6 separate regions of the Homo sapiens genome follow, and all the other regions are linked to region 1. A link is a loop called in an ENCODE intact Hi-C map of the cell type or tissue named here. Cell type or tissue: heart left ventricle. All regions are shown on one strand. Each heading gives the region's core, and the rest is flanking DNA. Links, peaks and the distances in the headings are about the cores only.

Evidence for each region. A loop is a pair of places that touch in the nucleus more often than their neighbours do. Peaks named below come from ENCODE experiments on the same cell type or tissue, not always from the same donor. Only the 100,000 strongest peaks of a DNase experiment are listed, where the experiment ranks them.
Region 2: a loop joins it to region 1, with 2.8 times the contacts of the local background. A loop is called at or near these places in 7 of 110 quality-filtered maps.
Region 3: a loop joins it to region 1, with 2.3 times the contacts of the local background. A loop is called at or near these places in 2 of 110 quality-filtered maps.
Region 4: it touches region 1 in a loop (4-fold over the local background); 15 of 110 quality-filtered maps call a loop at or near these places.
Region 5: a loop joins it to region 1, with 4 times the contacts of the local background. A loop is called at or near these places in 9 of 110 quality-filtered maps.
Region 6: a loop joins it to region 1, with 2.5 times the contacts of the local background. A loop is called at or near these places in 8 of 110 quality-filtered maps.

What each region holds. Positions count from the first base shown.
Region 1 is chr18:5,887,727-5,893,049 of GRCh38, reverse strand. It overlaps TMEM200C (transmembrane protein 200C), which reads left to right. Exons shown (of 2, transcript NM_001395400.1): 2 at 893-5,323. The coding sequence starts at 987. The coding sequence ends at 2,852. MIR3976HG (MIR3976 host gene) reads right to left here. Exons shown (of 10, transcript NR_172496.1): 9 at 3,877-3,970. Among named protein-coding and RNA genes, the nearest start is that of TMEM200C, 5.1 kb to the left of the region's middle. RefSeq lists an enhancer at 1,223-1,750 and a silencer at 2,268-2,487. In heart left ventricle, for the core only: CTCF peaks have their summits at 2,097 and 2,307 (motif pointing right); DNase peaks (open chromatin) are centred at 989, 1,249 and 2,249; H3K4me3 peaks cover 1,378 bases; H3K27ac peaks cover 180 bases; H3K27me3 peaks cover 2,581 bases.
Region 2 is chr18:6,056,637-6,061,959 of GRCh38, reverse strand. The region is part of intron 16 of L3MBTL4 (L3MBTL histone methyl-lysine binding protein 4); the gene reads left to right. Among named protein-coding and RNA genes, the nearest start is that of TMEM200C, 160 kb to the right of the region's middle. In heart left ventricle, for the core only: no CTCF peak of the experiment used is centred there; a DNase peak (open chromatin) is centred at 2,713; H3K27ac peaks cover 2,225 bases.
Region 3 is chr18:6,313,512-6,318,834 of GRCh38, reverse strand. All of the region lies in intron 1 of L3MBTL4 (L3MBTL histone methyl-lysine binding protein 4), which reads left to right. Among named protein-coding and RNA genes, the nearest start is that of MIR4317, 58 kb to the left of the region's middle. In heart left ventricle, for the core only: a CTCF peak has its summit at 3,070; no DNase peak of the experiment used is centred there.
Region 4 is chr18:6,225,177-6,230,499 of GRCh38, reverse strand. The region is part of intron 10 of L3MBTL4 (L3MBTL histone methyl-lysine binding protein 4); the gene reads left to right. Among named protein-coding and RNA genes, the nearest start is that of L3MBTL4-AS1, 29 kb to the left of the region's middle. In heart left ventricle, for the core only: no CTCF peak of the experiment used is centred there; no DNase peak of the experiment used is centred there.
Region 5 is chr18:5,966,824-5,972,146 of GRCh38, reverse strand. It overlaps L3MBTL4 (L3MBTL histone methyl-lysine binding protein 4), which reads left to right. Exons shown (of 19, transcript NM_001330559.2): 17 at 2,585-2,754. All of the region lies in intron 1 of LOC121725015 (a long non-coding RNA gene), which reads right to left. Among named protein-coding and RNA genes, the nearest start is that of TMEM200C, 74 kb to the right of the region's middle. In heart left ventricle, for the core only: no CTCF peak of the experiment used is centred there; a DNase peak (open chromatin) is centred at 2,716.
Region 6 is chr18:6,412,657-6,417,861 of GRCh38, reverse strand. L3MBTL4 (L3MBTL histone methyl-lysine binding protein 4) reads left to right here and starts at 2,951. Exons shown (of 19, transcript NM_001330559.2): 1 at 2,951-3,061. RefSeq lists a silencer at 2,909-3,448. In heart left ventricle, for the core only: a CTCF peak has its summit at 3,250; DNase peaks (open chromatin) are centred at 2,871, 3,231 and 3,761; H3K4me3 peaks cover 2,420 bases; H3K27ac peaks cover 808 bases; H3K27me3 peaks cover 591 bases.

The DNA of each region.
Region 1 (5,323 bases), core at 158-5,157:
AAATCTGACACATGATACCTTTAAGGGAGTTCCTCTGAGGGAGGAAAGAAGGCCAGAAGGAAGAGCTCAGTTACATAAGCAGTTACCTAAAACTAAATATTCCACCCCAAGAAGCTGTCCAGATGTTGCTGAGAGGAGAGAAGAAGGCTGTGCAAGGGATCTGCCTGCACATAGCTGTAGGAACAGGCATAGGTGGGAGACAACTTTGTGAAGGGATTTATTGTCAGAGTATTGCAATATCTCTGCTGCTTCCCCAGTGGTGAACTCTCTATTAATTATCTGAAGTAAATAAACCGCCTGCCTGCCATTATATGACCTTTGATTTTCATCCAGTGAAATAAATTCCTTTGTCTTTATACAGTAGTAACTTTCCTGACTGTTTTAGTGACTTTGGGCCACACATTGACAGATTCCCCAGCTTAGAGAGACTTGAAACTCCTGTGACAGCTCCCTTGAAAAATCTTCCAATTCCTGAAGGACTGAGGGAAAGAATCTTGACAGGGAGGTCCTTAACCACTACTTTGAGTCCCTACATTTAGGTTTTACTAATGGTTGGAACTCCATTGTTCATTTCAAACCCTCATATTACCATGGAGTGTGTGGAGGAGATGGGTGGGGAGCGAGGAGAAGAAGGCATATTCTCAGATGGTTTTATCACCACATATTAGTTATTGCAATGTTTTATAACCACCTATTAGTTGTTGCAACAACGTTTCCCTTCCCTAGTGTCTACCTGGCTCCAGCCTCTGTACACGGCCTTGTTTCAGTTAGTGGATAAAGGCCCTGGGGTGGGGGGCACACACGGAGTGGGATCTGGGAGTAGGGCAGCTGCAGCGTGAGATGTCACTGCAGCCAAGCTGACACCCTCTGACTGTCTTCCTCTGCTTTGCAGCAGGAGGAGGTGGCTGAGCAGCTAGTGGGCAGTTGGCGCCCTCCCTGTGCAAGCCTCCATCCCAGAGGCTAGTCCTGCACTCCAGGAGCTCGCCATGATCGCCACCGGCGGCCTGCTAAGGATTTCCGCCAGAAAGCAGGATCCACTCCGCCCCCCAAGCCAGATACCCAAGCGCAAGCGGAAAGCCAAGAAGAGGCGCAAGAACGACGTGGTGGTGGTGAAAGGCAAGCTGAAGCTGTGCTCCATCTCAGGGCTCATCGCCCTCTGTGGGATCCTGGTGCTGCTGGTGGGCATAGCCATGGCGGTGGTGGGCTACTGGCCCAAGGCCACCGGGACCAATCGGGAGGGGGGTAAGCAGCTGCCGCCTGCGGGCAGCAGCCACCGGGTCCCAACCACGGCCAACAGCAGTAGCAGTGGCAGCAAAAACCGGTCCAGGAGCCACCCTAGGGCTCCAGGGGGTGTCAACTCCAGTTCCGCGGGCGCGCCCAGGAGCACGCCTCCAGCACGAGCCGCCTCCCCGTCCTCCTCCTCCACGTCCGTGGGCTTCTTCTTCCGCATCTTCTCTGGCTACCTGCACTCTGACAAGCTCAAGGTCTTCGGGCCCCTCATCATGGGCATCGGCATCTTCCTCTTCATCTGCGCAAACGCGGTCCTCCACGAGAACCGGGACAAGAAGACCAAAATCATCAACCTGCGGGACCTCTACTCCACCGTCATCGACGTGCACAGCCTCCGCGCCAAAGACCTGGCGGCCGCCGCGGCCGCCGCCGCGGCCGCCGCCGCCTCTTCGTCGTCGTCTGCCCCCGCCGCGGCGCCCCCCGGGGCCATACCGCTCAACGGCTTCCTCAGCTACGTGCAGTCGCGGGGCCTGGAGCTGAAGCCCGGGGGCTGCGGTGGCTCCGGGGACGCCTTCGGAGCGGCGGCGATGCTGGCCAAGGGCTCGTGGCCTCCTCACCCCGCGGCGCCGAGCGGCGGCCGCCCTCGGGGCGCCGCGTCCCCGCCGGACCTGGCCTCTTCCCCGCGCTGTCCGCGGGAGCCCCCGAGCCTGGCCGAGGCCGTGTACAGCGTCTACCGCGAGCGCTCGGGCGTGGCAGGCAGTCGCCGGGCCGCCGCTGCCACCGCCGCCGCAGCCGCTAGCAGCTGCAGCAGTCCGGCGCCCTGCAGCCCACCCGAGAGCTGGGGGCGCCAGAGCACGGCCAGCTCCTTCGTGGACTCCTCGCTGAGCGCCTTCGCGCTGCTGCCCTTGCAAGGGGGCCGCGATAGGGGCGGGGACGCGGAGGGCGCGAGCTGCAGCTGGCAGAGGCCTCCGGGGGAACGCGGCTCCCAGGAGATCCCGAGGGGCGAGCTCGACCTGAGCATGACCAACCTCCGCGGCGCAGAGGGCAGCATGCGCGGGGCGCGCCGGGAGCCGGAGGAGCCCGAGGGCGCGGTAGCGGCGCGCGCCGCCAGGGGGCAGGGCGGCCGCCTGCCCAGGACCGGCAGGTACGCGGCCTTGCGGCGCCGCAGCACCAGCGGGCTCCCGGACTACCGGGCGCCGCCGTCCCCCGAGCCCCCGCCCTCCCCGGGGAGTGCGGACCCGGACTCCAGCCCTCTGGCCAAGGCCGCCTCCCCCTCGCCACCCCTGCGGCTGGAGGGCTCGCCCCCCACCAGGCGGGACTCCGGGAGCTCCCAGTCGGATGACCCATCCAGCAGCAATAAGGGCTACACACCCCTGCGGGAGGCCGGCACCTCCACCGAGTCGGTCTTGGACGCAGTAGCTGGTCAAACGCGAGACTCTGCTGTGGCCGCCCCCGTTCTGGGTGCGGAGCAGAGCTCGCCGGAGGGTGCCAGCCAGGAGCCACCCACGGCCGAGCAACCTCAGCCGGTGCAGAGGCAGTTTACAAACAAGGAGAAACTCATCATGATTTCCAGGTCTCATGCCATAGGGGTAGAAGAAGAACTGGAAAGCACAGGCATTTAGAGAAAGGGGTGGGTTGGGGAGGAGGAAAGAGAAAATGGGAGAAACGCCCACTTGAATCAGTGCATTAACAGGTCCCTGTTTCTTTTGTGGACTGATCCGAGGACATCATTCAATATCCAAAGAGCTGCAGAATGTTATCCTTGAATTGCGTCCACAAGATTCCTGTAGATAACTCCAAGGATTTTTTTTTTTAAGCAAACTAGTCTTTTTATGTCCGATGGTGATTGTATGTTCAATGAAAACCAAATGTATTAAAAGGTCAGCAATCTAGTCCATTAGATAAAATCTTTTAATTTTCTTAGGATCAAAATAATATATTTTTGACAGTAACTGTGCACTTTACTCCGACTTTTTTTTTTAATCCCTCATTTCCCGACCCCTGTACTCTGCGCTGGTTTTGCCCACAGCTGCTTGCGAATGGCAGGCTTTTTTCTCCATTCCTTTGCGGAACATAGAAGAGTTTGTCTCAGTTCTCTTAGAATTGATGTTACTAACTGAAGTCAAAGCCAAAAGCATGAATAATTCAGGAACGAGCACTTTCCTTGCCCCACCCCACTGTGCTCACCCAATGCCCAAAAGCTTCTTCATTTTTAAACGGGTGTGTACGTTTTGCTACTAGGCTATGTGGTGGAGACTGGAGGGGACCAGGAACTAGATGGACTGTTACATTCCGAAATTTATATCAAGTACACCATGCTTTATTGAGTGTTATCACACCTGTATTGAAAATAGCATTAATATTTAAAATCTTTTTTAATAAAAGAAGTTTCCGAACAAACAGTTAAACATAATATTGCCTCATTTGCCTTGGAGCTAGCTCATCTGGTACCTCTGAAATATTTTGCTGTGACACTGCTACCAGGACTGTTGTGATCTTCCCCCAAAGTACTCAGCACCATTGTCGCATGTCCAGCGTATTTTTAAGCTTAAAATGTAGGGTAGTATTTAACATTTGGGAATTTCTCTTTCAAATAGAATGAAACGTTAAGTAAATAGTAATATGCCTATGATACTTCTCATTTACCTGCAAGTATTAATTTGCAGAGCACCAGGCTTAATATTCTCTTCCCATCCTCTTGGCTATCACTGATTATAAGTTAATGGTCTTGATCCATGGCCTACATAGACAAAAAGATAATGTTTTAATAATTTGGTAGATTGTTTACACTTGATGTCATTAAAAGTGAATTAGTTAATTTTCAAGACCAGGAGACAAGATGTCTTCATTTTGGTCTCCTTGGGCAAAGCGCTAGTCCTGTAGACAGAGTGCAGATTCCGAGCTGAGATTGGACCCAGCTGTTGGCATCTCCTAGCTGTGAGGCCTTGTACAAGTCACAAACTCTGAGTCTCAGTCATCTTTCTGTAAAATGAAGAGAACCAGACATATCTCATGGAGCTATGAGAGGAATAGAACAGGGTCAGGGTCAGAGGAGGGTTTATATGTGTGGAGTTTACCAGAACCCTTGGCCCACAGGATGTATTCAATAGATGGGGGTTATTGTAATTATTATTACCATTGTAATATATTGCTGAATGCATAGTGTAGAAGAATGGACCTTCCTTGAACTTGAGCTCAAGAAAGTCTAGTCTGAAATCTGGGATATCCACCTATTATCTGTATAACCTTAGACAAATCACTTAATCCCTCTGGGCCTCTGGTAGATGATATAATCTCTATGATCTTCAGCTCTAAAAGCCTTACTTAAATTCAGGCTCTTGTCCTGGATGTAATCATATCACATTTGTACCTACAACTTGGCAAAGAGTGAATATACGTCGTCAATTACCATTAGCTCAACATTCTGTAATACACTTTAAAAGGGCCTAATTTATTCTCAGATTGGATCTGCATTAAACCGGTAACTCACTTTAAGGCTGTAGATTAATATATTGGGCTCTTCTATAAAGCAAAAGTGAGTTTGCACTAAGGAGTGACATGCAAGTGTAATAAGACCTCAAGGTAGTGTTAAATTTCAACAGTCTCAATTGCTTTATCACACTTCCAAAGTAAATGTCAAACTTCCTTAGGTTTTCTTCTCCATTACCTTGGGTACTGGGTAATTTATATACTGAGATAGCGTGTTACTTCAAGGGGAAAACAGGTTCTGGTGTTCTACAATACTGTTTCCAGTCCTCGGAGAATGCACTGTAAATGTTACATTTATCAAATGCTAAGTGACATTTAGCAAATAATAAAGCTAATACCTCTTAGCTTAACTAAGGAGGGGTGGACAGAATACTGTTTATATCTCACAAACTTAGTTCCATATCAGATAATATCTAACTTAACCATTGAACAATTTAACTAGATTTTTTTTCTGAAGATAGACAAAGATGAGCTCAATTTTCCAAATCTTGGGAGGAGCCTGTGATTTCTTTAGACTTCAGAGGAAGTGTATAAGTGTAGTAATTCACAATCGTAACTTTCATAGGAGCAGAAATCTGCAATAATGCTAATTTTCACTCAGTAC
Region 2 (5,323 bases), core at 245-5,244, 170 kb before region 1:
AGCTTATGGAGAGGTGAAATGAATGCCGGCAATAACATAAGGGATGAGAGGGAGAATTGGGGAATATTCTGCTATAAGGTGCTTGCATGGTATAGCGCTAGTAGAAAGAGGACTTAGGTAAGTTGTAAGTGTATAGTGCAAACTTCAGGGCAATCACTAAAAACGTTTTTTAATTTAGAAGTATAATTGATATGATAAGAGAGAAGAGAAAATTGAATCGTATAAAGTGCTCAATTAAAATCAGAGAAGGGAGAAAAAGAGAGGAAGACTAGAAAAGAAAGAACAAGTGCAACAAATTCAAAATGAAACAAACTCAGGATGGATCATGGATCTAAATGTAAAATGCAAAACAATAAAATTTCTAGAAGATAACAAAGGAGAAAATCTAGGTGGCCTTCAGTTTGGTGATTATTAGAATAAACACCGAAAGCACAAACCATGAAAAAGAAACTAGATAAGTTGGACTTTATTAAAACTAAACATTTCTGTTATATGAAAGAATCATTAAGCAAATGAAAAAAATGAGTCCCAGAATGGAACAAAAGATTTGCAAAACATATATCTAAGAAAGGAATTGTACGCAAAATGTACAAAGAACTGCTAATATTCAACAGTAAGAAAGCAATCCAATTTTTCAAAGGCCAAAGATCTGAACAGACATATCAGCAGACACAAATGATAAATAAGCATATTAAAAGATCAACATCATATATCACTTGGGAATTGTAAATTAAAATGAGATACCACTACAAAACCTGCTAGAAGGGCTAAAATCAAAACACTGACATACTAATGTGAAGCAACAGGGACTCTGTCATCCATTGCTGGTAGGGAAGCAAAATGGTACAGCCGCTTTGAAAGATAGTTTGGTAGTTTCTTGCAAAGTTTCTTACGAAAGTAAAACAGACTTAACATATGATCCAGCAATCACATTTCTAGGCATTTATGCAAATGAATTTAAAACTTATATTTGTACAAAAACCTCCACATGAATGTTTACAGCAGCTTTATTTATAATTGTCAAAACCGGAAGCAACCAAGATGTCCTTCAATAGGTGAATGGATAATAGGTGAGTCTGTGGATATATTCATACAAAGGAATATTATTCAGTGATAAAAAGAAATTAGCACCAAAAAGACATGAAGGAGCCTTAATTGCATATTGCTAAGTGAAAGAAGCCAGCCTGAAAGGGCTACATACATAATTCCAAGCCTATGCAATATACTTGAATATGGATATTTTGTAAAAGACAAAGCTACAGAGATAGCAAAAAGACAATAGTGGATACATGTCATTATGCATTTGTCAGAACCCATAGAAATGTACAATATAAAGCCCTAATGTAAACTAAGGACTTTTAGTTGATAATATTAATAATATATCAATATTGGTACATTAATTGTGAGAAATGTACCACACTAATGTAAGATAATAATAGGGGAAGACATGGGATTAGGGGTAAAGGGGGCATATGGGAAATCTCTGTACTGTCTGTTAAATTTTTTTTTTATAAACCTAAAACTGCCCTGAAAAATAAAAGATCAATTTTAAAAAGAAAAAAAAAAAAGCTGATTGCGAGTACTTCGTATCTTCATAATGACTCAGCAGTATTTGGTGTACCTGAATGCGTTTTAATGTTTTAGGCATAGAGGAATAGGACAAACTGGAGTAGCGGGGAGAGGAAAGGAATTATTTGCAGTGGACTGAAAGATCATTCTAAGGGAAGGAGCTGGATAACCACATAGCTCAAGGATGCTATTCTGACAATTAAGAAAAAGAAACTGATGGCATAATGAGAGTATGTAATGAATATTCTCCATTTTAGCCTAGAAAAAATTAAATATCTATTATAAATGACAATAGAGTTGTAAGACAACATAAACAAGATACTGGTTCTTATGGAACACAGATATTGCATCTGTTATTGATAATACTCTCCTGCAGCACTCTACTACTTTCTTTAGATGTCAATTAAAATATTAATAACAAAAGCTTACAAGATAGAATAGAATGTAGTCAGTTTCTCATTACAATGGATAGCTTTTAGCCTTACTTCACTTAGAAAAAATAAATACTAGAGAACTTTATCCCAGGTTAGACACCAGCTGCCATTCTAATGGCCTCTAGGCATTCTAATGGCCTCTAGGCTTGGAGGTGCTAAGATTGAAATGATTAATTTGTTTCCCTGACAGATCTTCTGAAACACCTCCACTCACAGCTCTGCTAGAAGCGTCATCACAGCAGCCAATGAGGCTTTAAGTGAGAAGAAGATTCTTGGAACTGAGTGGAGGGGTCTGGGTGCCCTCTTAGTCTCCTTTCTAGGATATCAGGCTTTTTTTTTAGCTTGGTTTTTAATATATTCTGTATTATCCTTCAAAAAAATCCATTTGCCCTTCTTTTCATACAAAATTTTTTCTTATCAAATTCCAGAAATACATGAAAATGAGAAAGCCAGTTTTCTTGCTGGAATACAAGACTTTGGTTTAAGGTTTATGGATTATGATTTATGGATTTTTAAGAATTATAAACATTATTGACAAAATATTTTGAAATTGTAAATGTGAAGAAAAGTTATACTGCAAGAATAAGAAAGTCTGAGTAAAAATAAACCTGCTTTAATACGTAGATACTTATTTTTAGGTACAAGGCTTGAGGGAGTGACAACTCTGAACACCACATTCCACAGCAACAAGTCTGGTGCATGTGGGCAGCCACGCCAGAGGCTTCCTTGGAGTATTCCAGAAATAACCCTCTCGAACTGGAGTCTGTCTCTGACACATCCTCTTCTCCATACTGACACTGTCTCTGGTTATAATAGAATGCAGCTTCACCTTTCCACATCACTCCAGACTAGATGCGTAATCAGTCCCTCTGACACTGCTGCTGGAATAGTAATCTGACACCTGCCGTCAGCTGAGGGTCCTTGGCTATTGACTGTGCAGAGCTGTGGGAGAGTGGACAGCCCAGAGACAACCGGAGAAGCAGATCTTATTACTGGAATAATTGCACCTTTGTGTTCCAACACTGCACAGTATTTTTCTCAGGAGCCAAAACTGGCTTCTAAGATTCTTGGATTCCAGGCTCACCATTCCAGGCAAGGTGATAGGGAATTGTAATAACTTCACCTTATTCCCGGTATCAGATTAACATGCATGTTGGCTTTGAAAGATGTGGCATTTCCATCCTTAGAGTCTATGAACATGTACGGATTATTTATGGGTGTAGAGGATGCCCCCCAAAGTAAAGCAGTTCTCTCCTTTATTCATCATTCCTCCCACAGCACTGCCAGGCTTTGTCTTCTTTGTCTCTAATTGCAGTGCTAAAGGGAAATGTCCCCAGGCCAGAGCAAAGAACCTTTACCTTCAAATATACCTTGGATCAAAGAGAGAAAGCCCCTGCATCCCTCCATCAGATTGATAGTGTGAGACACTTTTTCTCTTGATTATGGGTACCGTGGACTTGAAAAAAAACAACAAAAACAAACAAAAACTTCCCTGATTCATAGTCTCCTTGGGGAGACAGGCCTGTTTTGTACGAAAAAGTTTTCTAAACCTGAGATTTATACTCCATAAAGACACAGACAATGAGGAACAATTCAAGGCTTGTTCTAAAGGATGCAGCAAAAGTGTTAGGTAGAAGGTTCAGGGTACTGGAGCAATGTAGAGAATGAGGCCGTGGAATTCCTTTTCTTAAAAACCTTCAGACAAAGATTGCCCTGGGATTCTCTACCCAGACAGCACTGCTATTTTGACATTTCATTAAATTTCTAAGAGATAAAACTTATAAATAGTAATGCCAAGCACCTTATGTCTAAGGAGAAGAATCAGGATTTGATGTCTTGATTCCCACACGTATCATTGGACAATCTGTTTCAGTTCAACTGAAATTCATTACTGAGAACTAGAAAATGAGAGTTGTTGCTGGTTCCAGCATACTTGAGTTAAGTCATGTTGATTATTACAAAAGTTAAGACACAAGAAATTTTTATCTCTTTATAAATTAAAGGAATAGCTATTATGAGCAATTTTAGATAAGGAAGGGGCATAAAATATTTCAATACCATATGAAAATAGGCTTAGGAACTATACCTGATATATGTTAAGTATTTGGTTGAGTCACTCTGAGTACACTGCTTGTCTTGTTGCTATGGTTACTGCTGCCTTGTGGGGGTACACCGTGTATCATTTTTGTCATGGACTTTATTTATTAGCACAGACAACTCTTTCTTCTATTATTTACGTGGTTCTCCCTCGTTCATTATTTTTTAATGTTTTTCATTGTTGATTTGTTTTCTTTTTTTGAATACTTTTTAGTTGATGCATTTTTTTCTTCACATTTTGACTGCCAAGTTTTCAGTGATTTTGAGGTTCAGAAAAAGTCAGATTATAAAATAATCACAAAAAAATTAATAAAGTAAACAAGAAGTATTTAAAGAAAGTAGAAACTAAACAGAGAGAGAAGTTTCCTGAGTTTTTTAGATATAGGTATTTTGATGACATTTTTCTCTTTTATTTGCCTTTAGAAAGAGATAATTAAAAAATAAAAACCAATTTTCCCCAGTGGTGATAGATTGTTATACACTCTTGCCTAGTTTTTATTCTGTTATTATGAAAAACATACTTTTGGCCAGGCGCAATGGCCCATGCCTGTAATCCTAGCACTTTGGGAGCCCAAGGCAGGCAGATCACGATCACCTTAGGTCAGGAGTTTGAGACCAGCCTGGCCAACGTGGCAAAAACCCATCTCTACTAAAAATACAAAAATTAGCTGGGCGTGGTGGCATGCCTGTAATCCCAGATACTCGAGAGGCTGAGGCAGGAGAATCGCTTGAGCCTGGGAGGCAGAGGTTGCAGTGAACCAATATTGTGCCACTGCACTCCAGCCTGGATGAGAGAGCGAGATTCCATCTTAAAAAAAAAAAGAAAAAGAAAGAAAGAAAGAAAAGAAAAATTAGCAGTGGCATCAAATAACTGTTTTCTTAATATGTTCACTATGATAGTAATACTGATAATAACAATATGTTCATCTAGCAGTTTTCATTTATAAATTACTTTCATGTCTGTCCCATTTTTCCTCTGAAAGATTGTGGTTTCTGTTTTACTGTTGAGGCACTTGATCTGCAGAGCAGGTGATTTACCCAACGTCACACAGCTCAATAATGACAGAGTTGCAGCTTAGAGTGACCTCTGCAAATCCAGAGCTTTTCCCCCATGGCCTACCATTTCATCAGGACACCCACGGAGTTAACTGACTGTGTGGTTTCACGGAAAGTGCCATTAGAAGTGGGGTTGGAGACCTGACTTTAAGCCCAGCCACAAACTC
Region 3 (5,323 bases), core at 252-5,251, 430 kb before region 1:
AAGAATGTATATTCTGCAGTTCTTCGGTAGAGTGTTCTATAAATATATGTTAGCTTCATTTGTTCTATCATGTAGTTTAATTTCATTGCTTCCTTGTTGACCTTCTGTCTCGATGAGCTGTCTAGTGCTGTCAGTGCGGTGTTGAAGTCCCCCAGTATTATTGTGTTGCTGTTCTATCTCATTTTTTAGGTCTAATAGTAATTGTTTTATGAATCTGGGAGCTCCAGAGTTAGGGGCATGTAAATTTAGGATTGTAATATCCTCTTGTTGGATTGATCCTTTTATTATTATATAATGACCTTCTTTGTCTTTTTTTTTTTTTTTTTTTTTTTTTTTTTTTACTATTGTTGTTTGAAAGTCTGTTTTATCTGATATAAGGATAGTAACTCCTGCTAGCTTTTGGTTTCCATTTGTGTGGAATATCTTTTTTCACCACTTTACCTTGAATTTATATGAATCTTTACATATTAAGTGGGTTTCTAAAATACAGATATTTGGTTTATGATTTTTCTATCCATTCTGCCAATCTGTATCTTTTAAGTGGAGCATTTACACCATTTACTTTCAACATTAATATTGAGATGTGAGGTACTGTTCCAGTCATCATGTTAATTGTTACCTAGATGGTTTGTTTTCTTATTGTGTTATTGTTTTATAGGCCCTGTGAGTTTTATGCTTTCAAGAGATTCTATTCTAGTGCATACTGAGCTTCTGTTTGAAGATTTATAACTCCTTTTAACCTTTCTCGTAGGGCTGGTCTGGGGTACTGACAAATTCCCTCGGCATTTGTTTGTCTGAAAATGACTTTATTTCTCCTTCATTTTGAAATTTAGTTTTGCTGGATACAGAATTCTTGGCTCTCAGTTATTCTGTTTAAAGAGGCTAAAAATAAAATCCCAATTCCTTCTGGCTTTTAAGATTTCTGCTAAGAAGACTGCTGTTAGTTTGATAGATTTTTCTTTATATGTTACCTATTGCATTTTGTCTCACTGCTCTTAGAATTCTTTCCTTCATGTTGACTTTAGATAGCTTGATGACTATATACCTTGGTGATGTCCTTTTTGCAGTGAGTCTCCCAGGAATTTTTGAGCTTCTTGTGTTTGGACATCTAAATCTCTAGCAAGACCAGGGATGTATTCCTCTATTATTCCATCAAGTAATTTTTCTAAACATTTTGTTTTCTCTTCTCCCTCAGGAACACCAGTTATTTTTAGGATTGGACCTTTTACATAATCCCAAGTTCCCTGGAGAGTTTGTTCATTCCTTCTTATTTATTTTTTAAATTTTTGTTTGATTGGGTGAACAAAAGCCTTATCTTCGAGCTCTGAAATTTTTTCTTCTACTTGATCAGGTCTGTTGTTAAAGTTTCCCATGCATTTTTAAACTCCCTAAGTGTGTCTTTCATTTCCAGATGTTCTGATTGGTTTTTCTTTAAAATATGTATCTCTTTATAACATTTTTCATTTATATCTTGAATTTTTTTTTCATTTCTTTATGTTAGTTTTCACCTTTCTCTGGTATCTGCTTGAGTAGCTTAGTAATCAACCTTTTGAATTTTTTATCTGGTATTTCAGAAGGATGTGACTTACATGTTTATAGTTTATTATAGCCTAATTTGGCTCTTAGTGCTTTTAGTACTGAGTAATTTGTATGGGTTCCTTGGTTATAGTGAATCTTTGTATTGTGGCTTTCCCAGACGCCTCTTGTAGTAACAATGTGCTCAGTGTGTGAACAAGTTCAGCATCTCCTATGGGGTTGGAATGGCAGAGATCTCTTGAAGCTTATCTTGTTTCCCCACAGTGTGCATTTATTTATTTATTTATTTATTTATTTTGTACCAGTATTTTATTTATTTACTGGGTTGAATAGTTAAAGCTTCAGGCCAGTATGGGAAGTATCCCTGGGTAGAAACTGGTTGTGGCTAAAGCAGGTGGCTAAATGCAGTACCCAATAGTGGGCAGATGTCCCAGCCCTGACAGAGGTGGCTGGGGGAGCTTTCAGTGAAAAACACTGAGGTCTCATCAGGGGGAAGGGTGGGAGCCACCTTAGTTCTTCTGCCAGGCCAGCAGGAAAGTGATCCAACTCCCAGATGCACTCCTGACCCAATGTTCCAGCTATTCCTATCAGACAGGCACCTGTTTTCATGTCTAGGAATGTTGATGTTCCAAGTAGAGAGGAGTTGTGACCACCTCTTGTGTAAGCCTGAATCTGGAGGGCACTCCTAATGTGAGGATGCTGTCACCCTAAAGTGTTCCAGAAAGGCTGTCTATAGATACACCCATATCAAGCTCTTGTGGGAGAAGCCCCAGCTGTGTTTGCAGTAATGGATAAGAGAGAAAAGAAGTCCCCTTCTCCAAGACCCTTCACGAGCACCAGCATTGCACTAATGCCTCTGCTGAAAGAAACTTCCCGTGAGCAGAATGTTCTGGGACTCAAGGCCTGGTATCCAGACTCTTTTGTCCTATGGGGTGTTCCCTTGATGTGGTGCACTTCCCCTTCCCCTAGGAGTTGGTGTCCCTGAGAGCCAGACCACTGTGAACACTGCTATTCCTCTGGGTGTAGCCACCCCATAGGGCTGCCACATTTCAGGCTGTTGGTGAAGATTATCTGCAAGGGGTCCAGTGATGTGACCTGTCCTTATGTCTCCCAGCAGTAGGCACCGGCACTAGCTCCGATGGGGGTGGCAGGGGAGTGGCATGGACTCCGTGAGAGTGACGTAACTGTTTCCTTATGTCTCCCAGCAGTAGGCACCAGCACTAGCTCCGATGGGGGTGGCAGGGGAGTGGCATGGACTCCGTGAGAGTGACGTAACTGTTTAGAAAGTTCTGAGCTGCAGACAACCTCTGTTGATACCCTTTGGACCCTGAATCTTGGGACTTCCTGTGCTATTCTCATAAAGTATTATGCAAGACTTATGGGTGCAGAATTAATACATAATTAACTATTAATATTTTAAGATTCCAAAATAGGTAATAAAGGCAAAATTTTTTAAAAAATGAGAGTAGGTGGCTGCCATGACATAAGGAAAGTGACAATATGAAGCCACTATGCAGACAGGCTCCACATGAGGGCGAGTGGTTCCCACAGGACGTTTGGTGTCAGTTTCTGACTTAAATCATTGTGTGTGGCAAGGATTTGGCTAGCGTACTGAGTGGTTAAGTTTCAGATAACTAAACTTGCAATATAGTTAAAAAAGCTACAGCATAGTATGGTGTTCAAAGAGGGACCCCAGAATTGTACTGTCTGGTTACTTGCCTGTTGCATAACCTTGGACAAGTTACTTAACCCCTTGGTGTTTCCTCTTCTGTGAAATGAGGGTGACAGTGGTACACATATTGTCGGGCTGTCATAAGTATTAATTGAAAGTGTATACGTAGAGGACTGATAGCTATGCCTGGTACATGAGGACTCAAGTAATGTTAGCTACTATTAATACAATTAAGAAGGATCAATTATTCATGCATAAGTTATCAAAATGCATTCATTTGTAATCATTTATTAATTTATTCAAACATTATGAATTATTAACATCGAGTATCAACTGGATGAATAAATTCTAGGCTGGCAGTATCTTTGAAATAGTGGGAAATCAGTTCAGTGATCAGAAATTTGTATTCGATATTTTGGTGATAAATTCATTTAAGATCTGTGCAGTGTCCTAGAACCAGCAGAAATGTTCTTTCACTGTGCATGTCGTTAGACATAGTGTCCCTCCTGTGAACACCCAGGCCACTCTGTAATTTTTTAATGGCATGTATTACATTTCTTATTCATTTATGTATATTTCTTACCTATATGGTACCAATATGATTTATTGTTTAAACTGGGATATTTTGGGGGAGTGAAAGCAGTGCTGTTAATCCTTATGCCAGGATGAGTGGCAGAAGACAGACGTACCTTGGGTTATCCAGGACATGTGGCTGCTATACTTATCTCCCTTTAGCGGGTGTGTGATTAATCAGCTTCATATTCCTCAAGGTACCTGTGACTATATTGGTGGTTAATAGATGATCATTAAAATGTTTTTGAAAGAATTACCAAATAGCACCTTGACATAGACAGACAGTGAATTATTTTAGTTATTTATAGACTCCTTCAATTTGAAGTATTCAGATGCTTTCTAAGTATCAATCTAATTTATCTCCTTAGTATTTGGCAACATGCAGACAGATAATTCTACTATGAAGGGAAATTAAACTCATTTAGAGGATTAAATTGAAAAATTAGTACACTATTTTCAATTTTTATACAGAAATACAAATCATTTATATGTAGTTATCTATGTTGTTTTTTAAATCTAAAACACTATTTAGAAGCTTCTCTAATTAAAATCACTGAACATCACGTTGTCTATGGTAGGTGGTGCTCGGGCATTGTCACAAAGCCAGAGGACACCGGGCACAGCTCAGTCTAGTTGGTATATACCTTTACTTTCCCTGGATAATGTGTTTCTTTGATGTGTTTTATAATTTGACATTATTCTTTTTTTAACTCTAAAAACTTTATATATTTTTTCAAAGCTCAACAAGGAGACATGTGGCTGATGTGACATTTGGGGCTTCCTGGGAGTAGGCCATATATCATGGACAGTCAGAGTAATCCATGTATTTTGATACCATGCCAAGGACATCAAGTTAGGTTTATTTCAAAAGAAATGTCCTATTCGGTTGAGTAGAATATGCTCTTTGCATTGACATTATAAAGGATTATACAAAATCTCTCTTTAAGTCTGTTTTTCTGTGTGTTAGACTATCTATCTATCTATCTATCTATCTATCTATCTATCTATCTATCTATCATCTGCCATCCATCTGTATAACATTCATCTCCTATGTATTTAATGGTCTCTTGTATTTGATTCCTTTTTTGTCTGGCAGCAAAATCTTACATGGATTGTTTGGTGACTTTTATATTTTTGCTTTATTATTTCTAAATTCAGAGGAAATTCATTATTACCAAATTGTATGTTGAAATTTCTCCTCAGTGTAAAAACTTTCATTTTTTTTTCCTGATATAAAATAATGTGAATTCAGGCTTTCTTGCTGTTTTAAACAAATCAAGGTTATTGAGATAATTGCAGGGATTATCAAGGCAGATCATTTTTGATGGTGAGGAGAAAAATGCCAGTAGCCAGATGATTTCAGTTTGACAAGTCATGGGGTATTATTTGTCGTGAAAGTCAGGCCAGCTTTGGCAGTGCTTGTGTCTTGTGCAATAATACTTCGCTACAGGCATCAAGTCTATGCTGTTCATTTGCATAGATGTTCAGAGTATTACCAGAAGCTAGGCATGAAACATTGTATTTACATTCTACAAAATGAAT
Region 4 (5,323 bases), core at 73-5,072, 340 kb before region 1:
AACTCAAATGCCTGTCAATGGTAGATTGGATAAATAAACTGTGGTGCATATTCACCATGGAATACTACACAGTCATCCAAAAGAATGAGATCATGTCCTTTATAGCAATGTGGATGGAGCTGGAGACCATTATCCTAAGTGAACTACCAGAGGAGCAGAAAACAGAATATCCCATGTTCTCACTTGCAAGTGGGAGCTAAACATTGAGTATACATGGACAGAAATAAAACAACAAGAGACACTGGGGGGATTCTTGAGGGTGGAGAGTGGGAGGAGAGAGATCGAAAATCTACCTGGGATAGTTTTTACCTCTCTTATTACCTGAGTGATGAAATGATGTTTACACCAGGCCCCTGTGACATGTAATTTACCTGTATAACAAACCTGCACATGTATGCCTGAACCTAAAATAAAAGTTTAAAAAAAGTCAACCTACCCTAAGCGATATAAGCAGATTCAACTTAATCTTTATCAAAATTCCAAAGACATTTTGAGAATAAAAAGAAAAATCCATCCTAAAATTTATATTGACTCTCAAGGGACCCTGAATAGTCTATACAATCATGAAAAAGAACAAAGTTGGAGGACTCACACTTCCTGATTTCAGAACTTACCGAAAAGCTACAGCAATCAAAACAGTGTGGTCCTCACATGGGGATAGAGATGGAATAGAGAGTGGAGTAGAATAGAGAGCTCACAAATACACCCTTGCAGTTATGGTGAAATGATTTTCAACAAGGGAGCCAAGACTATTCAGTGGGGAAAAGAGAGTCTTCAACAAGTGGTGCTGGGAAAACTGGATATTCACATGGAAAAGAATGAAATTGGACTCTTATACAAAAACTGACTCAAAATGAATCAAAGACCTAAACATAAGAAAACCTAAGAACTAAAACTATTGAAGTTCTTAAAAGAAAACGTAGAGAAAAAGCTTCATGACATTGGATTTGGCAATGATTTCTTGAATATGACAGCAAGGGCACAGGTAACAAAAGAAAAAATAGACAAATTGGACTTCATGAAAATTAAAAACTTCCATACATCGAAGGACAATGAGTATCAACAGTGTGAAAAGGCAGCCTACAGAGTGGAAAAAATTTGCATATCATATATCTGATAAGGGATTAATATCCAGGGTATATATAGAGTTTCTAAAACTCAACAATAAAAACCCAAACAACCACAATTTAAAAAAACTTGAAAACAATTACCCACATACTTAGTTGTATTACAAGTCTTATAGATAAAAAACAGCATTCTTCTTCCCAACAGGGGCAAGCCTGTTACTTTTGATGTTTATCACTGTGTTCCTCAAGTATGTGTTCATACAGCTCCATTTTCCAGTACTGTCTCTTAATTTCTACTATTCACACGAACACTAACTTCCAACATTAATATTTAATTTTAAAAATATTTAGTGCATCTATTATAAGTATGAAAATTTTTTTAGCTTAGAGTTTCCTGTGATTCCATTTTCTTTCTTCTACCACTTTTATTTTCCCTGGAGTTAATAGTTACCTATTTGCCTTGTGTAGTTTTCTGTTTCTGGTATTAAGTCACTCTCACATTCTCCATCAGAAGAAAATTCAGATTAAAAATATTTTCCCCTCAGAGCTTTGAAGATATTGCTTTGTTGCTTTCTAACTTCAAGTTAGGCATTTGATGTCACTTCTGATCCTTTGTCCATGACAATGACCCCCATGTGCCCTGCTCCTGGAGGCACTCAGGGTCTTCTCTCCCCGCATCTCCATGATGGGACATTTCACAGGCTCTCCTGCGGCAGGAGAAAATACAGCTTTTCTGTAAGTGTGTGGTGGTGTTTCACTGTGGTTTTGTTTTGCCATTTCCCTAATAATTAATGATCTTAAGTAACATTTCATGTACTTATATGCTCTCCTTGAGTTAAATATGTATTCAAATCTTTTGTCCATTTTTTAAGAATTATTTTTCTTATTATTGAGTTTTGAGAGTTCTTAATATATTCTGGAGACAGTTTATTTACCAGATATGTATTTTGCAAATATTTTCTCTCAGTCTGTGGTTCATCTTTTCATTTTCTGAACAATATTGTTCAAAAAGCAGATTTTAAAAATTTTGATGATGCCCAATTAATTAATTTTTAAATGAGTCTCAGCTTTTTTGTGTACTAAGAAATCTTTTCCTATCAGAAGTTCACAATATTTTCTTTTATTCTAGTGAAGTTTTATATTTGTGAGTTTTACAATGAGATCTTTTTATATATGGTGCACTGTAGGGGCCAAGGTTTGATTTTTGTTTGGAATATGGATTTCAAGTTGTTTCAGGAACATTTGTGGAAAACGCTATTTGTTCTCCTTTGAATTACCTTGGCATCTTTATGGAAAATTAATTGACAATGTATGTCTAGGTCTACGTTTGGACTTTGTATTCTGTTCTATTGATTTATGCCTGTAACTTTACATTAATACCACGTTGTCAAGCTTATATAGCTTTACGGTGGCCTGTATCAGATAGTGTACAACTATTATGTGTCAGTTTTGAAAAAGCTGTTCTTGTCCTGGCATGATGGCTCATGCTTATAATCCCAGCATCTTGGGAGGCCAAGGCAGGAAGATCGCTTGAGGCCAGGAGTTTAAGACCAGACTGGGCAACATGGCAAGACTATATCTCTATTAAAAAAAAATTAGCTAGGTGTGGCGGCATGCACCTGCAGTCCCAGCTACTCAGAAACTGAGGTGGGAGGATCGCTTGAGCCCAGGAGTTCTAGGCTGGAGTGAGTTATGATTTGATTTCCTTGCAGTTTATTGATTTTAACACCCATATTTGTGAAGGATATTTGTCTGGAGTTTTCTTTTCTTAATTTTTAAAACTGGTTTTTGTATCAGAAAATGGTGATCTCACAAATGAATTGGAAATATTCCTCTCTTGGTGTACATTTTCTGGAACAGCAGGTTTAAAATTAGTATTATTTATTCTTGAAGTATTTGGTAAAAGTCATAAGTGAAGCCATCTGGGCTTGAGGTTTTGTTTCTGGGAAGGTTTTAGCTATGAATTCAATTTTGCTAATTTAATTTTGTTATCAAACAATGTACTTTGTATTATTTCAGTTCTTTAAAACATAATTTTCCCCTCCATGGCTCAGAATGTGTTTTTTCTTGTGAATGTTACACATCCATGAAAACAATGTGTATTTTGCTGTTGTTGGGTGGAGTGTTCCATCAATAATCAATTAGTTCAAGTCGGTTGAGTGTTGTTCATGTCTTCTGTGTTCTTACCAATTTTCTGTTTACTTTTTCCATTGATTACTGAGAGAGGATTAAGTCATCTGTAAGTGTGGATTTGTGTATTTCCCCTTTTTATTCTATAGTTTTTTGCTTTGTATATTTTGAAGCACTCTTATTAGGTGCACACACTTATAGAATGATTTTGTTCTCTTAAAGAATTGTCCCCTTTATTTTTATGTATTTTTCTTTTTCATCCCTGGTAACATTTCTTTAGCCATTTTAACTTTCTTTTGATTAATGCTTGTATTGCATATCTTTTTCCATACTTTTTAACCTACAATTTACCTATTTGTATATTTATATTTAAAGTGGGTTTCCAAAAATATGTAACATATTTATGTGTATGACTGAATTTAAATCCCTCATCTTGGTGTTAGTGTTCTATTTATCCATTATGGTTTTGGTTTTTTTAAATATTTTCCTGACTTTTTAAAGATTTTATTGGGTATTATTTAATGCTTCCATTTTACCTTCAGTATTGACTTTTTAATTATGCCTCTTAAAAATATTTATCAGTTGCTCTACAGTTTATGATATACCTATTATCGCAGTCTACTTTATTATATCACTTTTCCCACAGTGTGAGAAATAGTATAGCTGTTCCCATAGTACAACAGTTTATTTCCATTTTCTTTCCTGCCATTTCTCCTCTTGTTGTCTTTAGTTCTAGATGACTATTTTTCTTATAAAATGAGCAAATAAGGAAAACATGAAGTAAAAGCAATTTTACCTTCTATATGTTCTATATCTCGTAAAGGCTGTTACCGTATTTGTTTTAGATTATGACATTATCTTTTGTTTGTTTATTTTTTATTTTATTATTATTATTTGGAGGCAGAATCTCACTCTGTTCCTCAGTCTGGAGTGCAATGGTGCGATCTAGGCTCACTGCAACCTCTGCCTCCCAGTTGCAAGTGATTCTTGTGCCTCAGCCTCCTGAGTAGCTGGGATTACAGGTGTGCACCATGACACTCAGCTATTTTTGTACTTTTAGTAGAGATGGGGTTTCGCCATGTTGGCCAGGCTGGTCTCAAACTCCTGACGTCAAGTAATCCACCTGCCTCTGCCTCCGAAAGTGTTGGGATTACAGCATGGGCCACCACATCTGGCGGACATTATCTTTTACAGTGATTTATATTAAGCAGGTGTATTTTATTTTTACCTTTATGTTCACCATTTTCAGCACTTTTTATGTCTTTGTATGTATCCAAATTTCCATCTGGTGTTATGTTCCTTCTCTCTGAAGAACTTTCTTTATAATTTCCTGTAGCTTAAATTTGGTGGAAATGCATTATGTCAGTTTTTATTTGCCTGGAAAAGCCTTTATTTTGCCTTAACATTGTACAGACATTTTTGCTGGGTATATAATTCTGGGTTGAAAGGTTTCCTGTTCATTTTTTTTTTAAGGTGTCACTGTCTTATCTTCTGACTTGCATAGTTTCTGAGTAGAAGTCTACTGTAGTTCCTATGTTCCCCTTAATTTTTTTTTTTTTTTTTTAGATAGGCTGGAGTGCAGTGGCACGACCTTGGCTCACTGCAATTTCTGCCTCCCAGGCTCAGGCACTTCTCCCACCTCAGCCTCCTGAGTAGCTGGGACTACAGGTGTGTACGACCACACCCAGTTAATGTTTGTATTTTTGGTAAAGATGGTGTTTTGCCATGTTTCCCAGGCTTATCTTGAACACCTGAGCTCAACCTATCCACCTGCCTTGGCCTCCCAAAGTGCTGGGATTATAGGTGTAAGCCACTGTGCCTGGCCACCCTTAATGTATTTTTTATTTTCCTTGTGCTGCCTTAACATTTTTTCTTTACCTTTGGTGCTCTGGAAGGGAGCTTTCTCCAGTTTTGTGCTTCACTCCTAACCTTTCCCTTGAGCACTTGGGCAGGCCCATTATTCCAGACTGACAGGCTAGCCCCACTTGGCCTTTAAGTCTTTACTAAAATGTAAGCTGATTTCTTTTTACCCACTTGTATAGAATCACTGCTTCCTCGTATGCTCTGCTACAGGCAAAATACTTTGAGTTTCTCTATCTGTCCCTCTTTGGATTTCTCTTTACTTT
Region 5 (5,323 bases), core at 105-5,104, 79 kb before region 1:
TGAAAACTCTGAACCCCAGGTAGGGGATCCACAGCTCAGCAAGTGCCTGTAGGTCTTTCCCCAGTGCCCATGCAGGACTCCCTTTGGCATATACAGCCTATTCCCCACAGCTTTCCTGCACTCCCAAATTCAGTTTTATTCAGGCTTCCCTTCAAATAGTTTGATTTAATAGGGACACAGGTAACTGTATTCAAAAGCCATAGATAATATAAAGCTAACCTGAGTTCAAATGCACAGCATAAAGCTAGAACTCCATCTCTTTCGTTGTGACCTAAAGGCCATCTTGCTACTTGGACTAACTGAATTCCCCATCTGTCATCTTCCAGAGCCCAGAACCAGCCCTGAGAGTGGCAAGCAGTGGACTGAGGAGCCCCTGGACTGTTCAGCCACACATTAGGTGTCTTTCCAAGAGTCTGCCCCAGCACCCAAAGCAGATAATTTGCTTCCAGAATTATGGTGTGGGAAATTTTCCTGCTGGGGAGCACACAGCTTTCCGGTTTTTGTGTGTCTTTTTTTCTTTTACATTTTTAATGACTTCAGCTTTCATTTGGGAATCACAGAAATCTAATCACCATCACTTGACATATTTGTTCTTCCAATATATAAGATTCTTTCACTGTGTCTTTTCAGAGTCCTATATATTTTGGAAACTATGCATGATTAATTTACCCAGGGCATGAGTTTGAGATACATATATGTTGAGTTTAAGTCCACACTATTTCAGCAAAAACAACTGATTGAGTGATGTGGTTATTCTTTTCCAGAATACAGCCCAGTTTTGGCCCAGGTCTTAATCCCTAAGAGTGCAGGGCTTTAACTCCTGGCTTCCCAGCAAGGTCTTGATCATTTCTGTGTCACTGCAACTGCAGACTGACCCTGTGACTTTCCCACTCCGGGTTTCAAGGGCTTGTTTTGTACATGCCCCTTGTCCAGCCTGACAACTTCATTAAAAAACATTCACATTTGCCAACATACTGCCTTTTCAAGGAAGATGTGAAGTTTCCTTTCAGAACCTGCAGGCTTACATACTGTTGGCTGAACTACACAGAAGAGATAACCTATTTACATACTAAAAAGGTCAGTGTTGGACAATCAGCAGTTAGAGAGGAATTTGCTGCTGCTTGCACCTGGAGCATAAGAATTGGGGAGAAGCTGGCAATTTTGCTGTCTCTTTATCTGTGTAGACAGCAAGCACTGTTAAATATGAGGATGTCTGTTCCGATCCACGAGAGTGGTGTTGCACAGAGAAGCCCAGTGATGGACAAGCTCGCTCGTAGTTTAGAACCTTTCTGATTACTAATGAGTATATGTGACTGTGATCATGCAGGTCAGCCTCACCTACTAAAAGCTGTAATTAATTTGAGGTGGAAATATTTGCATAATGGTTTTTCAGATTCTGTTAGTAAAACAAAAACCATCATAATAGACCTTAAATTATGTGCCTACTGCTTATTTAACCTTCTCTTTGCATTATAAAAGGTAGACTTCTGGAGGGCTTAAAACATTTCCTTTTGTGGTCTTTTCAAAGTCTCTTCTAATATCAGCAGTTTTATTTTGCTAATGTGTGTTGAAAGTATCTTAAAAGATGTCCTTATAAAGGCATTGGTTTTCTCTGAAATCTCTGTAATATTTTTGCTCCTTATCCATTTGTAGATTTAAACTAAATAATTAGGGAATTGAGACCTTTTCCTTAAATGTTGAGATGTAACATAAGATTAAAGTCACTTTTGAAGACAGGAAACCAGCACAGAAGGCTGTTGATAAGTGTGGGGCTGAAGTGCATGGAGATCCCGTTGAAGTCTCACTCCTTGGTTGCAGCAGCCAATCTTGTGCAAACAAACAGCCATTGTCCTTTGTACTTTATAACCATGGTACATTCAGAGCTGCTCAGAAAAGAGCACCCCATCTAAGAGTGCCTGTGTTAGGGAGGTCATGTCTCAGCTTCCGCTGCTTTCCAAAGTCCCTGGCTGCCACAGGATGTCACCCCAGGTGAGGTCATGGTGCGCTGCTGGGGATCTGCAGCAGCAGCAGCTGATATCACCCAGCTTCTCATGGGGACCCTTGCTACATGTCATGTTCAGTATCACTCAGGGGATTTATGAAGCCAGATGTGGACTGAGGCTCATTCTGTCTTTAGAGACTCATGAGGCTGTTTCCAGGAAGAAATTATTCTTTGTGTACATACACATCCCAGATGGTTTGGTGTGCCAATCTGCTTATTAGTCAAATTCTGCACGGTTCCTTGATTCCTCTGACTCCTGATTTAAGGAGAGAGAAGCCAGTGGCAGTGACAAGCGAGCCCTTCATTGGCCATCAAACAGCATCTCATAGAGATTATTTGAATGTGGCTGGCACACAGCCACAGTCTTCTGGGCATGGGTAACATCTGTCTATGACCACTGCTCAAAAACAGACTGGTGGCATAGGGTATGCTTGGGGGTGATGCTGTACGATCAGAAGACGCGGGTTCTGGTGGTGTCTGCACTTTCCGTCCCCTGACTTGGGCCCTCCGGACTGCGGGGCTGACACAGCAGTGCTTGCTCTCTGGGAGCCTGAGCCTCACCCCACCCCACCTCTCTTACAGAATACTCGGTGGAGCAGGCGCAGCAGGTGCTTCACCAGTCAGTGTCCATGTCCACGGTGTCAGCCCACCCTTTTCGGGACCTTCCCCTCGGCAGGGAGCAACACTGCAAGTTGCTTCCAGGCGTGGCTGACATCCGGGCCAGCCAAGTGGCACGTTGGACTGTGGATGAGGTGAGTGGAGCTGCTGGGGGGCCAGGGCTGGGGTGTGCCTGCTGCTGAGAAATAGGCGGAAGGTGCCCACTGACCATTCTTTGATGTCTGGGACAGCGCCCTTTTTCTCTTAGGCATCGCATCTGCCATGTAAACTTTAAAACCTAAATTAGAGGGAGAAGCCAGATATGATTCTGAGGAGATGAGGAAAGCCCACCACTTGCCCAGATGGTTTTGCACCTCCCCTCCGCAGCCTTATTCCAGTGCCCCCCGAGGCCCAGAGCTATCAGCTGGGGCTAATTCAAGCAGAGGGGCTTAAGCCTCCAATTCCATATCAGAGATTTAATTTGGGCAAGCACAAATGTGCAAGCATCTGAGGCTTGCATCCTAGGCACGTGTGCTCTGGGAAAGGTGCCCAGCCCAGGACATCCTGCACCTCAAGGATCCATTTGCCAGTTGCCCTGTGGTCTTATGGGATCCAGGCACACTCATGGCAGAGCAGGCCCCTGCTGCAGGTTTGCTCATCTAAAGCTACAAGATGAGCAGGCCCACCTTCGCTTCATTTATAAAGTATATTTGGTCACAACATTGTATGAGAAGCTGCACAGAGGGGGCAAGTTGGATCAGATTTCATTATAAACATGCCTTACAATATTGGTTATTTTACATTTTATTTTATTTTATTTTATTTTATTTTATTTTATTTTATTTTATTTAGAGACAAGGTCTTGCTCTGTTACCCAGGCTAGAGGGTAGTGGCATGATCATAGCTCACTGCAGCCTTGAACTCCTGGACTCTAGCGATCCTCCCACTTCAACCTCCTGAGTAGCTAGGACTATAGGCATGTGCCACCACACCTAGCTAATTTTTTTTGTTTTGTGGATACGGGGTCTCATTATGTTGCCCATGCTAGTCTCGAACTCCTGGCCTCAAGCGGTTCTCCCACCTCAGCCTCCCAAAGCACTGGGATTACTTGCAGGAGCCACCTTGCCTAGCTTCAATATTGGTTATTAATAAGGAACAGTTAAGCCCCATTGCTTTACAATAATGCTGTAGAAATGCTTCATATTTAAAATGTATTATTTAAGGAATATACCACTTACCTGTAATTCCTTTGGATAAAGATACTGTTTTTACTAGTCAGGCCTTAGAGAAACTGTTGTTTAAGTGAAGGAAAACCCTGGGTCACTCTGAGGGCAAGATTAGAGCTACAGCTGCAGTTAAATTAGTCACACAATGTTCCTGGAGCACTTACTTCAGTCAGCTTAATCTTGGTTTAAGTCCGCCTTCCCAGCCTTGGGCCAAGGAACAGGCAGGCCAAAGCCCACCCAGAAATTGGAGACACTGAGTGTGTCTCCTCTGCCCTCTTTGTCACTGGGCTCATGGCCCCCTGGCATCATGGCCCCAGTTCCATTCCCACCTGTGTGTGCAGAGCAACAGAGTCCAGATCGTGAGGAACGTGGTGGAGAAGGCAGAATTCTGGGCATGTCTCTGCCCAGCTTACAACAATCCCTGGCTCCCCCTGGCGCCCTTCACAAGTCCCCTTTTCCACCCTTGCTTGTCCTGCCATTCTTGCCGTCCCCTCCTGCCCCAGGGAGTCCTGCTGCCCCGGCCTGTTCTTACACTCAAACAGTCCCGCCTTCTCCCACTCTGCCCACTGCCAGCAGCAGCCTGGGGCTCCATGCTCACTTCCAACTCTTGCGGATCCTCGGTCTGAGCCAGAGGTCACCTCTGGCAGGGCATCTGCACTCTGGCCTGACCTCGCACTCACTTGGCATGACATCTTGAGAACCCCTCACTACACTCTGCACTTAATAGGCACCTGGTAAATGTGTGTTGAATGAATGTTGAATGACAAGGAAATCAATTGTGAACTGAATTTTGAAAAAAAATGGAATGTATCTAATCAGAAACAAAGAAGGGAAGCCATTTCAGTTGATGGGGAAACAGAGGTGGCTGCATGGAAGTGAGTTTCACAGACTTAGTGATGGCAGACGTGCACCACGCCCTGTGCAGGCATTAATCATGATAAACCAGCTATATGAATATAATGACAGTAAGGCGGATACTCACTTTCCCATTTTACTCATGGGGAAGTTGAGATACCCAGAGACGAAGTGACTTGCATCAGGCCACAGTCAGAACCAGGCCATGAGCTGACTTCCTGCCCACCATGCTCATTGTGGCCCTGGGCACAGAGGAAAGTAACCCAGGACCGGGAGATGGGCCTGGTTTGAAAGGCCGCAGAGGCAGGGCAGAAAGTGTGCACAGCCCACAGTCTGCTGGACAGAGCCGTTCTGGGTTCTTATGCGGAAAGTCACTTTGTGAAGATGGCGTTTCAGGAAGATGAGAATTGCACAGATCTGTAGAGAATAAGACGAGAAGAGGTGGATGAGAAGGAGACACCCAGGAAGTGGAACCATCAGGGCCTTGGTGGGGCACTGCCAAGAAAAGAACTCAGATTCAATAGACATTTCAAAGGCACAGGCAGTAGCACAGGGAGGTAGATCAGACATAGAAGAAGAAAAAGTGAGACGTGCCAAATGCCATTCCATTTACAGTCTCAGCACTAAACAGTTTAGTACTTAA
Region 6 (5,205 bases), core at 206-5,205, 520 kb before region 1:
TAATTTAATCCTACTTAGAAAAGAAATATAGGCCAGGCCTTGTGGCTCATGACTGTAATGCCAGCACTTTGGGAGGTTAAGCGGGGAGGATTGCTTGACCCCAGCAATTTGAGACCAGCCTAGGCAATACAGTGAGACCTCCATCGCTACAAAAAAATTTAAAAAATTAGCCAGAAGTGGTGGCACATGCCTGTGGTCCCAGCTTCTCTGGAGGCTGAGGTGGGAGGATCAGTTGAGCTTGGGAGGTGGGGGCTACAGTGAGCCATGATCATACCACTGCACTCTAGCCTGGGTGACAGAGCAAGATCCTGTCTCAAAAAAGAAAAGTAAAGAAAAGAAACATACACAACCAGCCAGAAAAATGTAAACAAGTTTAGCGAAGTTTTTAAAATGGAGAGTTCCTTGGATAAAACCAGTCACTATCTTAGCAGGTGGAAAGTTTCATTTTCATTGACAATAGATGGACACATTATAGGACTGCTGTGCCTGTTATGTTTTGATGACCTCCAGAAAGGGGTTCTCTGTATCATGCCATCAGAAATTTCTATCTTAACAATAAACCATCCTTGTCTATCTGGTCAACTTTGCATTGAGAGTTGGTTGGATTCAACTGAATTATAAAAGTAAAATGCCTAGCAACTACCAATGCTATAAACCCCTTTGCTCATGATGGATCATTAGCAAAGTTATAAAAATCAACAATATGGCTATTTCATTTTAATCTGCAGCCGTTCAGATAAAAGGGATTTACTACAACAGCTTTCAAAAATTTTGTAAGAAGTGTACTAATGCGTTCCTGCTTATATTTCCATAAAATTTGAATAACAGTGTAGTTTAAGACAGATGTCAGCTTCTCTGAACAGAATCATATGTTGTCAGCACTATGCACCTATGCACTTACATTTAAGTAGCTGTAGATGAGGTTTCCTGCCTGTTTCAACTTGTTTCATTGGTGTATCCTTTTCCTTATGTAAACCCAGCCCCTGAAAACAGTGTGTCTGCTTTCATAAACTTAAACCAAATATAGTCAATAAACATGTTATAAAAACAATTGTTTCCCCCCAAGAAGTGAAGATAAGCTGATGTAAATTCACTTTATTTGGATTTCAATCCAGCTTTCTTCTTTGATTTCATATATTATAACATCAATATTCACTTTTCTGAAGGGCTCCTGGAACCAGAAGTGCACTTAACTCTTTCTGTGCTGGGGACATTTTGATATCTCTATTACTAATACCTAGAATCTCCAATGATAAATAAATACCTCTGGGATGGACTGGGGATACACTGCAATAATTGAAGCACTTTATCCTTCACCAAAAATGGTATCCGTGTTCCTGTGAGTAGCAGGGAGGTGGAACTCTCACCTGCTGAGTCCCGTTCTAATTTCATCCAATCTGGTGAACAAGTATCCAACCAAAGGTGGTACCTGCAGGCATGCCCATTGTCACAGTAATGCAACACTGTAAGTCCTTAGCACAATGTTAAAATTGGTTGGAACTGAGTTTCAAATGTTTTCCTCTCGCTACTGAGGTCTTCTACTTCTTTCTTTTTCTCTTTGTCTCTAATATCTTTTTCTTTTTGTTTTTCTTTTTCTTCTTCTTTTTTTTTTTTTTGAGTTGGAGTTTCGCTCTGTTGCCCAGGCTGGAGTGCAGTGGTACTATCTCAGCTCACTGGAGCCTCTGCCTCCCAGGTTCAAGCGATTCTAGTGTCTCAGCCTCCCGAGTAGTTGAGATTACAGGCGCCCGCCACCACACCCAGCTAATTTCGTATTTTTAGTAGAGACAGGGTTTCACCATGTTGGCCAGGCTGGTCTCGAACTCCTGACCTCAAGTGATCCGCCCTCTTCGGCCTCCCAAAGTGCTGGGATTACAGATGTGAGCCGCCATACCTGGCTAATATATTTTTCTTAACTGACTAGAGCACAGAACACAAATCGTGTGTTTGCACTTACAAATTTCTATGATCATTGTTCCTAGTTTAAAAACTTCATTAGCAAAGGGGTTTATATTTCTCTTTTCAGTAAGGACACGAAATTATGTTTCAACAATGCCCAGTCTCACCTAAAAAGCAAGTTTTCATTCTCTGTTTATGGTAGCCCACGACAAACCAAAAAGATCATTTTGGATGGTATCATTGTTAATCCTGCTAAATGATTCAATTTCCTGCTGAAAGCAACAAACTAATACTTATTTAGTACCTACTATTTATTATTTGCATACTAGGGTTTATACACAAGGCGTCCTATGAAAGAACATTTCATTCAAAAGTCACAACATATAGTCTTCAATTATCAGCTACCTTTATTTGTAAGCCAAAATAAATGATTTAATACAGTCCTCCCAAACTGGGAGACAATGCTTTGAGAAAGGCCAAAGCTAGCCAGTAAGGCCATAAGTTCCATGAGGGCAGGATCTACCCAGCTCCTGTTTCCTGCTCAATTCCAAGCAGTTAGAACAGGGTCAGTAAACACTGCTTGCCACTTGGAAAGAGTATTCTTTTATTTGGAAATGGTATCCAGGTACTCGTGAGTAGCAAAGTCAAGAGCAGGAAAGGGGAGTGGGGGAGGTTGCAAAATCGGAGCGAGCAGCAGGACCGAGAGGGATCCGGAGGAGAGAGCCTTCAGACGGTGAACCCCAAGAGCTGGGATGAAGCATGGGTGAGCTACTGGGACTTCGCTGCCAGGGAGCAAGCTGGCAGGCAGGAAGTAGCCAAGATTTGGGGGAATCCTTCCCAGGGAACGAATACAGAGAAGGACGCATCTGAAAATTCCGCCGCAGCCACCTCCCTCCCATGGGAAAGCCCCGACCTCGGCGGGCCCAGCGCCACCCGGCTCCCCGGGGTGTGGAACACTGAGCGAGGCAGGTGCGGCGGGAGCATGCGCGCGGGGCGGGCAGGGGGCGGCTCCCGCGCCCCCACCCCGCGCGTGCACCCTCGCGCCCCTCCCGCCGGGCACCGCGGGGCAGCGGCGCCGCAGCCTGGGCTGGCGGAACCTCGCGCTCCGACTCGCCCCCCGCCTGTAGCTCGGTCGGCGTTGCGGGCAGGCGCCGCTCCGCTGGGGGTAAGAAGGACGCCGCCGCCCGCGTGGGATGGTCGCGAGCCCGCGTGGGTGCCCACGGCCGCCGCCGCGCGGGGTGGCCCCATCCCCGGGCAGGTAGAGGGGCCTGCACGACTCCCGCGGCGAGGGCCGGGCCGGTGGGGGCGGTGGCGGTTGGGGATAGCCCCGGTCCCGGCCCAGGCTCTTTCTCTTTCTCTTTCGCCGCCGGGGCGCGCGCCGGGCTCCCCGCGAGAGGCGCTGCCTCACTTGTCGCCTACTTTGGACGGGCGCGGCCGCCGCAGAGCCCGGCGCCTCGGTCAGCCGCGAGGGCAGGGTCGGGGTGCCAGGCGCGGCTACCTGGGCGCCCTGGAGCCAGCGCAGCCTGGGACCGGGGGAGCGGGACGGGACGGGACTCCTGAGGGCCCCCAGGCAGTCCTCCGGCCATCGAGCGCCCGGCGGTGGGCATTTGGCTTTTGTTTCCTCTGGGGCTAACGCCCCCGTCTGCCCGCGTGTCCCCCTCAGCCGACAAGTGTCGTGTGCCCGGACGGGCGAGCGCTGCCTCCCTCCACCCGCTTTCTGCCCTTGTCTTCCTCTGCGAGTTCTGCCCAGCCTCGGGAGCGGGAGCCCAGGGAGTGCGCGCAGGGCGGGCGGGCGCCTGGCCAGCCTGGGACGGCGGCTCTCAGGCTCCTGCCACCGCCTGGAACTGCGGGGGGCGCGCCGGCCACAGTCGCCCTCGCCTGCTCTCCGGGCCTTCTTGGGCCCGCTTGGTCCCAGGTGGACGCGAGTCGAGCTGGGCACACCTGGGCCAGCGCCGCACTTACCTGCGGGATTGGTGAGAGCGTTTTCGCGAGGTCGCAAATTCCGGGTGGGTATTGTCCCCTGCTTTTGATCTCCCTTAGTCACTGGTTAAAGTGCGAAGTGTGCTTTATCTTACATATGCCTTTAGAGGGACATTCTTAATGCGCCAATGCCCCGAGGTGGAACTAAATAAAGGGAAGGCCTGGTCATTGTTACTGTTGAGACTGCTGTACTTAACAGTCAGAGGAAGGCAGCTGGTCACCACGACCCACTCGGCCATTCCCATGCTGAAGACTCGCTCTCACTTCACACTTGTTTGGACTCCACTATGACTTGCTGGTGGCCCATCTCCTGGATCCTTCTGTTGGAGCTGTTCTAGAAGATGCTTGTGGCAGGCTCCAGTTTCAGTCCTTGGCTGAAATAAGTGTAGTGTGGCTCTTCGGTTTTCTAATCTATTCCACCTAAAAAGGTTAAGGTGACAAACAGGTGGTGGGTACAGTAGAGTTGTTTTTGGCCCTTGGTAATATTAAAAACTTGGAATGCATTCCTTATATTACTACAGAATTAGGAGAAACGGTTGAAAGAGGAGAGGTTTTTTTCTTGGAGTATCCAAAGGGATTGGATTCGACTACACTGACTTGGTGTGTAATGGTTGAGTAGGAAGGAAGATGAACATAAAACTGCTATTAATTATGCTCTTAGATGTGAGGCAACATTGAGGATGTATTGCATGTAACCCTTGACTGCAGAATCACTTAGCACTTTGCTGTACAATATTGGGGTCACAAGAAATGTTCAGCTTGGTTAACCTCTGCAGTGTGCTCTCACTCAGTTTCCAAAGAAAGGGTATTGGTGGGAAGGTGATCTGGTGAAGACAGAGGTAATGAAAGTGAAGGAACTGTGTTAACTTTCACTTTTTAAACATTTTATTTTTATTTTTTAGAGATAGGGTCTCACTCTGTCACCCAGGCTGAAGTGCAGTGGTACCATCATGGCTCACTGCAGCCTTAACCTCCTGGGCTCAAAGGATCCCGCCTCAGCCTATTGACTGGGAGGGTAGCTGTGCACCACCATGCCTGGCTAATTTTCTAATTTTTTTTTTTTTGTAGAGACGGAAACTCATTTAACTTTCACTTTAAAGAGAAGTAAGCTTGCATATTTTAAAGTTCTCATAAGAATCTTAGGTGCTCTGTAACATCTGTATAACTTCATTACAGTACCTGTGTGGTTTATATCTTAAACGACACTTCTTACTCCTTTTTGGTGGTAATAAGCCTCCTTTGCTTGGCATGGGACTTGGCACGTGGGTAAGTGCATGCTCAACAAATACTCGTAGGACCGAGTCCGTATGTGAGCAGACAACTGCTGAG